Regions from separate parts of the Homo sapiens genome. Here region 1 is linked to region 2. The links are chromatin contacts, found by Hi-C or POLR2A ChIA-PET in ENCODE. All regions are on one chromosome and are shown on one strand. Each heading gives the region's core, a stretch centred on a gene start or an enhancer-like site at or near the end of the contact. The rest is flanking DNA. Distances are from core to core; before and after follow the strand shown. Region 1 overlaps FOXP1 (forkhead box P1). Region 2 overlaps SAMMSON (survival associated mitochondrial melanoma specific oncogenic non-coding RNA).

Evidence for each region. A loop is a pair of places that touch in the nucleus more often than their neighbours do. ChIA-PET counts read pairs that join two places held with the same protein, here RNA polymerase II (POLR2A).
Region 1: a map of chondrocyte shows a loop between it and region 2 (3-fold over the local background). The contact joins two enhancer-like sites. A Hi-C loop is called at or near these places in 1 of 168 maps with a recorded cell type or tissue (chondrocyte). POLR2A ChIA-PET finds 5 or more read pairs at or near these places in 2 of 52 experiments (H1 and activated T-cell).

What each region holds. Positions count from the first base shown.
Region 1 is chr3:71,047,614-71,051,338 of GRCh38, reverse strand. The region is part of intron 9 of FOXP1 (forkhead box P1); the gene reads left to right. Among named protein-coding and RNA genes, the nearest start is that of FOXP1-AS1, 240 kb to the left of the region's middle. RefSeq lists enhancers at 1-461, 1-1,333. Within about 2 kb of position 2,183, at least 10 of the 41 ENCODE cell types and tissues checked have a DNase peak (open chromatin) inside an H3K27ac peak, as active enhancers do.
Region 2 is chr3:70,062,697-70,066,103 of GRCh38, reverse strand. It overlaps SAMMSON (survival associated mitochondrial melanoma specific oncogenic non-coding RNA), which reads right to left. Exons shown (of 5, transcript NR_190186.1): 4 at 786-858. Among named protein-coding and RNA genes, the nearest start is that of SAMMSON, 65 kb to the right of the region's middle. Within about 2 kb of position 1,714, at least 3 of the 41 ENCODE cell types and tissues checked have a DNase peak (open chromatin) inside an H3K27ac peak, as active enhancers do.

The sequences.
Region 1 (3,725 bases), core at 934-3,433, 980 kb before region 2:
GCAGAGTAGGGGCAGTTTTGGGGTGAAGGGGAGGAGGTGTTTTAATGAAAATGCTGACACAACCTTAAGTACAGTGGCGCTCTACCGGGTGCTGCTATAATAAAAAAGGGAACAGATTAAAAAGTGTCTAAAATGTAAATCTAAAGGACTAACAGTAATTAAAATGGAAATGGCACAGGGAGGGAAGGCATGTAATTGTGAGATATCACTGTGCAGAAGGCTCTCAGCTTTGTTTTGCTGGCTGTTTTTCTAATTCAGCAGGGCTTACTCATCAGTGGCAGTTCAATGCGCGTTAATGACTCTGGGATTGCAGGCATCACTCTGGACAAAGAAATGATTATTGTGCGGTCAAAAGAAGTTCAAAGACAAGAAGGGAATTTCAGTTTTTTCCTTAGAGATCCACATTCAAGAGCATATAAATTAAGCCAAATGTTAAAAACCACAGTCTGAAAGCTGACTTCAAAGTCACAACTCTCTAATTAATGAACTGCGAGCTTCAGTTTGGACAAGTTGTGGTTTGATGCGCCCATAAATCAACATGACAGGCCTGTTTCACAGTCTCAGACAGTGCTTGTCATTGAGTCACATCAGATGTAAACACAGCAGAAAAAAGAAGGGGTATGAAGGAGGTGCAATTGATCAACAGAATTGGTAAAAACCCACTTTTGAAGCACATTATGCATGATCACAGGAAATGGTTACAGCCTCAAGAGGTTTCCCCTTCTGCTGTTGCTTTTTTGAATCAGATTGCTAACAGCCTTCAAAAGGGAGAATAAGAATTATGGAGTTTCTCCCCTGTGGCTTGCAGGCAATAACCCCCTGTTGTTATTTTGTGCTTCTTTCTTTTCAAAGGCATCAAAATTTAGTTTTTTAAAGATCTTTAACTCTATATTTGAAGACAAACAAAAAAGGGCTGCCACTGTCATTCTTATCAGTTACCAGGGATTGCGTTTTTCCTTTCTGTTGCCACTTCTTATTAACCTCTTATTTGGTCTGTGAGACATAGTTTGGAATGCACGTCTGCATGCTGGGAGAACATGAAAGTTCAGATGAGCTCAGAGGGCACATAAAGAAATGGGAAGGGGAAAGTTACACAGCAGAAAGAAGGATAAAAGTTACCTCTCCCAAATTGCTGTTGTCAGAAAGGAAAGCATCTCAGAGCACAAAGATGATAGTGGTCCCTGAGTTTGGGAAGGGAGTGGCAGGGGGTGGGGAGTGTAGGGGAGAAGGAGAACACTTTGTGTCTAAACAAGGAGAAAGCAAGACATTGTAGGAACATTCTTGCATCTCCAGGTCGCTAGGTTTGCTGTGGTCCATGCTTTGTCATCCACTTCCCAGGCAAAGGTGACCCAGGAGATAGGTTGCTTTGAATATCCTTTGAGGTAGGCAGACCAGTGGATGGGTCTCCTTGGATTCATGGTGCCAGTGGATTTGTCTGAGACCCAGGGTAACAATGCTTAGGAGATCTGTAGTTTCCTGAGGTAGGGACCAGTCTCCTGGAATTATCATGCAGGTGGTGGTCCTTTTGTGCTAAAATGAGATGGAGTCACACGGTAGCATTTTCATGATGTGGACTGGTGGTTATGATTTTAACAAGGTTTGAACTTGGTTGTTGACAGATGGAACAAGTATGTTAATTTACTGAGTCCCCAGTCATTAGCGGCTCATAATTTTATATTGTCAGGCTCCCCCCACCCCCTTTTTTTCCTGTTTTGATTACCTCTGCAATAAGACACCTGATCTTTGGCCAGAACGATGTACCTTTGCTCTTTTTTTTTTCCTTCCCTCCTAAAGTTGCCTTGAGATGTTTCCTTGGGAAAGTTTGGCTCCATATTGGGTTGGACCAAGACAGGACCTTCCTTAAGAAGATACGTGCTCTTAGGTAGGGGAGGAAGAGAGGATGTAGGCCCAATACAGCTATTGAAGTGACTGCTCATGAATATTGGACAGAAGTGGTGAGGAAAATAGACAGCAGAATTCATTTTAAATCGAGCTACAAAAAAAGATTCCATCCTGTGCGGGTGAGGTAGGCTAAGTTGATTGTTTTAAAAGGGCCGTTTGTCCCGGGCAGTTATGACAGTTTATGTTAGGCAGTAGGGAGTAGCCGAAGAAAGGAAAACAGACCTTTGACTGCAGCTCTAGGGAGGGGATCCGAAACTCGAGGTTTATCAGGGCATTTTAGCATTTTAACACTGACTACTGACCTGCCGAGGGGACTGCACGGAGACCTTTTTTGTATGCATTCAATTGTGAGAAGTAAACAAATGGACCCGTATCCTGTGTTTGGTAACTGGGTGGGGAGCGCAGTTTGGCAACCGGTGTTGCTTTTAAATTCTTTCTTTGGACAATGGGCCTTGTATACTTTTATATCCTGGCTTTTCAAACGTAGACAGCTTTCATGAGCTTTTTCCTAGGGATGGCCACAGAGACAACAGAAAAGGCATCAGTCATTTTACATAAATACAAAATTTTTAAACATTTCATTTACAGTAAGGCAGGAAACACCCTCCCCCACCTCCAGCTGTACCCCCCCCATTATAGTCTGCTTTCAGAAAAGCTAATTCCCTGATCTTTTATTGTGTCAATGTTGTTTTTTTCTCTTCCCTTTTTTTTGTAATGTTGTGAGTTAATATCTGTTGAAGAAGTGAAAAAATCGTTTTGACATGAATATAACTATCACTGGGTTTTACATTAATGTGATAACTTGGGAAGGGGTGAAAACAATTGGATCATTTTATGCATGCTGTTCTTAAAATGAAAACACTGGCTTTTCATTTAAATTTATTTAAATTTTTGTTGTTAGTGGTATAGAATTTGTTTTTTGGAGTGAAACTCAATTAACTTTCTCAGTGGCATGGTAGTAAGTCTGAAATTGGTTGCTAATATGAGAATGATGGTTTTTACTGTAAAATAAACTACATGAAGACCGAAAGGAAACCACCATTTTTCTCTTTCTTTGAACTTTGCATCAGAAGGTCTTGATATACATACCATTTTATGGATGTATCAGATCAAGGTCATGTGTTAGGTTAAGTGAATGCAGTTGTTTGTAAAGTATAGTTATTAGCCAGAACATGTAAGCTCTGAAAGGGCTTGGATAGTCCTTTTAGTTGTAAAAGTCTCTCTGATCTTTTGAATCATACTCAGAATTAGGAACACTGATCTTGTTCTTTTCTTGAAGAAACTTTTCTTTTTTTTTTGCTACAGTTTGGGAAGGGTTAGTTTTCCTTTTATAATTGTTAGCCATAATGTGGCTAAGACCTCCACCTCGATACGATTGCTAGCAGATTAAGGATATTAGATAATTTCCTTCTATTTATTGTACTACTGCACTGTATTATCTTTCTATCACTCAGATAATTACTGAGGAAATCTACATTAATTTTTTTGGCTGAAGCAAGGCCTGCTAAACACAGGAATGATGTATTGATGTTTTACACAACAAAAGTTTTCCTCCTGTCATTGTCCAATCAACAAAAAGATATTTATCATATCGTAAAGCCCCTTCTTTTCAAGAACAAAGCAGATGGGGGAAGCAGGACAAGCCACCAGACCTGGGAGTTTCTGAGACTAAAGCCATGTTAAGGCATCTGAAGCTTAGACTGTCGTTCATGTTAAACTCACAGTCGAGTACGATGTTGTTTGCTAAATTATGAATGTGTGTAATTAAAATCTAGTGGCTGTTTCTGTGAAAGATTTACAATGTTATTTCATCGTTTGTCATG
Region 2 (3,407 bases), core at 465-2,964:
TTTTGGATTTGGACAATACTGCAACAGATGTCCAGACCAATAAAATAAATTCCTTAAGGGCTATGCTTAATTTGTGTAATTGATCAATTTTGGTTACATAGGCCTCAGCTCACCAGCATGTAACTGCCTTCCACAAAAGCTTTGCAGTTGGGATTTCGTTCCATATGTTACAAGAGTTTATGGACTCTCTTTGATAATGCTGCAGATAGAAATGGGCCTGCGGTGACACCTGTTGGCAACCAGCGGTGAAAAATAACAAGGGATGGAGTGGGCAGTTCTGGGGCAGGGTTTCTGCACCTTGGCGCTATTAACATTTGGGGCCAATTTTTTATTGTGTGTGTGTTGTGGGGGTGGCTGTGCTGTGCATTGTAGGAGGTTTAGCAGGATCCCTGGCTTCTACCCACGAGATGCAAATAGCATCCTCCCCCAGATGTGACAACCAAAAATGTCTCTAGACGGTACCATATGTCCCACAGAGGACAACAGCCCCCCAGGGAGAACTCTTGCAGTAGAGTGGATACTTCTGAAAGAGGCACACATTGGAATGGCTTCAGATTTCTCACATTTTTTTTTCTAAAAAAAACAAAACACAAAGCACTTTTCTTTCTTTCTTGCCTTGAAGTCTCTCAATCTAATAATAGTTTTATGGACAACTCATGAAAACTTTGGCCCAACAGACTGTATCTGTAATAGGTGTGCTAGAGCCCCATCCTCGTCACTGCACGCAGGCGGGTGGTAATTAAGACATGGATTTCGAAGCCAAACTCTAAATGTTCATCACTCACCTATTAAAATTGCCAGAGTTGCTATGTTAATTATCTCCCCGTATCCTTGATTTAGCATAATACGGCCTGCAGCCTGTGACAGAAATTAAAGGAAAGACCAGTGACCTCTTTTGTGATTGTGCTAATAACTACATGATAATAAATTAGTTTTCAATTTTCAGAAGACTTTACATAGCAAAAAAAATAAAAAAATGGAACAAGTGTATGATACACAAACTTGATAAAAGATGGCTGATCAGCACCAACTTTGAGTCTTCTTCTTTAAATTAGTTTCCAACCAATGTAAACAGCACATCTGAAATCAAACTGCAGTATTATTTTTCTGGCTCAGTACATTACATTGCATTAAAGATAATAATAATGAGAAGATTATGTCAGTCTGCATTTTACGTTGGATATTTTAGCAATCAAATCCTATTTATATAACTTTTTCAGGGGTAGAGAAAACTTTGACATACACACTGTACACACGCCATGCATACACACACCACACACAAAAGATTTTTCCAGTAAGACATATTGACTTGAAGAATTCCTACTAATATCAGAATAAAAACATGAGAAGTAAAATGACTCATCCAATAGCAAAGACGCGCCATGACTTCTTGGCATGTTTTGTGCCTTCCTTACATCTGCTCCTGCCTCTAACAGCTTTCTTCCCTTGGCTGGCAAAACCCAAATAAGAATGTACAGGAAGCATGGCCCCACTCTGATGTACAATAATATTTAGCTAATTAGAAGAGTCCTCCAGCTCATTATGCTAGGCAGTAGGAAGGAAGAAACTACATGAAAGCATGACACTTGCTAAGCCCTAGGATGGTGTCAAAGCTGAACTGGCATCACTTTCTCCCATTTCTTTATAGACTTGGTCGGATTGCAATATTATTCCTTGAAAATCAGTTTTGACTTTGAGAGAGAAGGATCCCTTGAACACTGCACCATCTTCTGGCCAAACGCTTAACTACAAGTGCTTAATTAAAGTGTAAAGTCCCAGATTTCTGAGAATGACTGCCAAATTAGTACGTACTTGGTATATTTCATTATTCCTATTTTAAGACAGCACAATAGACAGAAACACAGGGCATTTTCCTTCTGATTAAATGACAAGGCACTGGAACTCTGTTTTAATACAGCTTTGTGCTTCATTCACAGTCTCAAATAATTTTTTATCCCACAGATATTTGTGGAAAGCCATGTATAGATCTGGCACTTAGAACTGGACCCACAGAAGGGTAAGACATGGTTCCAGCCCTCTGAGAGCTTACAACCTAGTCATATAATCATGAAATGTAAAGTGGATGTATTCTGAATAGCCCAGACAAGAAGTGCAATAGGAATTAGGAGGTGAGATCTGAGGACTGACCTTGTAGGAAAAGATTTACTGTAGACAGTGGCCCTTAAATTATGATGAAGAATGATGATGCTGATGCTAATGATACTTAAGATATGCCAGGCACTGTGCTAAGCCCTTTACAAATATTGCCTTCATTAAACAGCTGAATTTTGCTGATGGGTAACCCAGCAAGGGAGTGTAAAAGGTTAAGACTCAAGCTCCAGTTACCTGGACACCATAACTCATGCTCTGAACCACTCTCCTGTACTGTCTCCTGTGATAAGGATTTGATTCACAGAAAGGAGTTTCTGGGGGAAGGAAACAAAGTCAGCAAAGATGGAGACAGGGATATGCAGTGGCAGCTCTAGAATTTCTCTGTAGGAGGGACTTCAGATGAAAATCTGTTTGCGGGGGAAGGGCTGCTCAAAGATGTAATTCTTTGCAGCTATGTTTGCAGAGGAGGCACACGGATCCTACCTAAAAGAAGAGAAGCTGATGGGGATCTCAAGAAGGGCTAGCCTCCCAGAACACCTAGGGCTGCTGCCACTGGGAATATGTGCTGCATCTTCAAGCAAGAGCAAGGAATCCAATGGGGTTGGAGAGCTAAGCGGTTCAGAAGGCATCACAGGAAATGGGATTTGAAAAGCAGGCTGGAAAAAGACCAAAATATTCACAAAGTTGCAGGTGGGTCTAAAGATATATTTGGTGTAGAATAATGAACCTATTCAAATATTATACAAAAGTTAATCTGTTCTCAATGTGCAGGGTTGAGGGAAAAGGTACGAAGCAGTGAGATAAAAGGCTCTAGCATTAATCAAGATATTTGTCAAGAGAAAGAAAAGAAAGGGACCAATGTGAGAAGCATTTCAAGGAAAGTCAATGCGGCGGGGGTGGGGGGGGCTGGTGACAGAAGGAAGAGGGTCCCTGCAGACAAAGCAGGAGACAAAGAACTTCCCAAGTGCTTCAGTTTTGTAGTGAAGGGCAGAAGGGACACCAGGTGATGAAGTCAACATTTTCAAAAATAAAGGAAGATGTAAATTTTTGGAATACTGTATTTCTGAAGATATGGGCAACCCAAAATAGAATGTCCAATATGCAACTGATGCCAATACTAACTGCTCACTTTGGACTGAGCTCACGGCTGCAGGTACAGATGTGGAAGTCATTTACACCAAACTCAGAGATGAACACATGAGGACGACTGACTTTCAGAGGAGGCAAGAAATGGCAGAGCGAAACAGCCAGCCAGGCCTGAACGTTTTGGGACATTCCCCTTTGGAAAGGAGTGA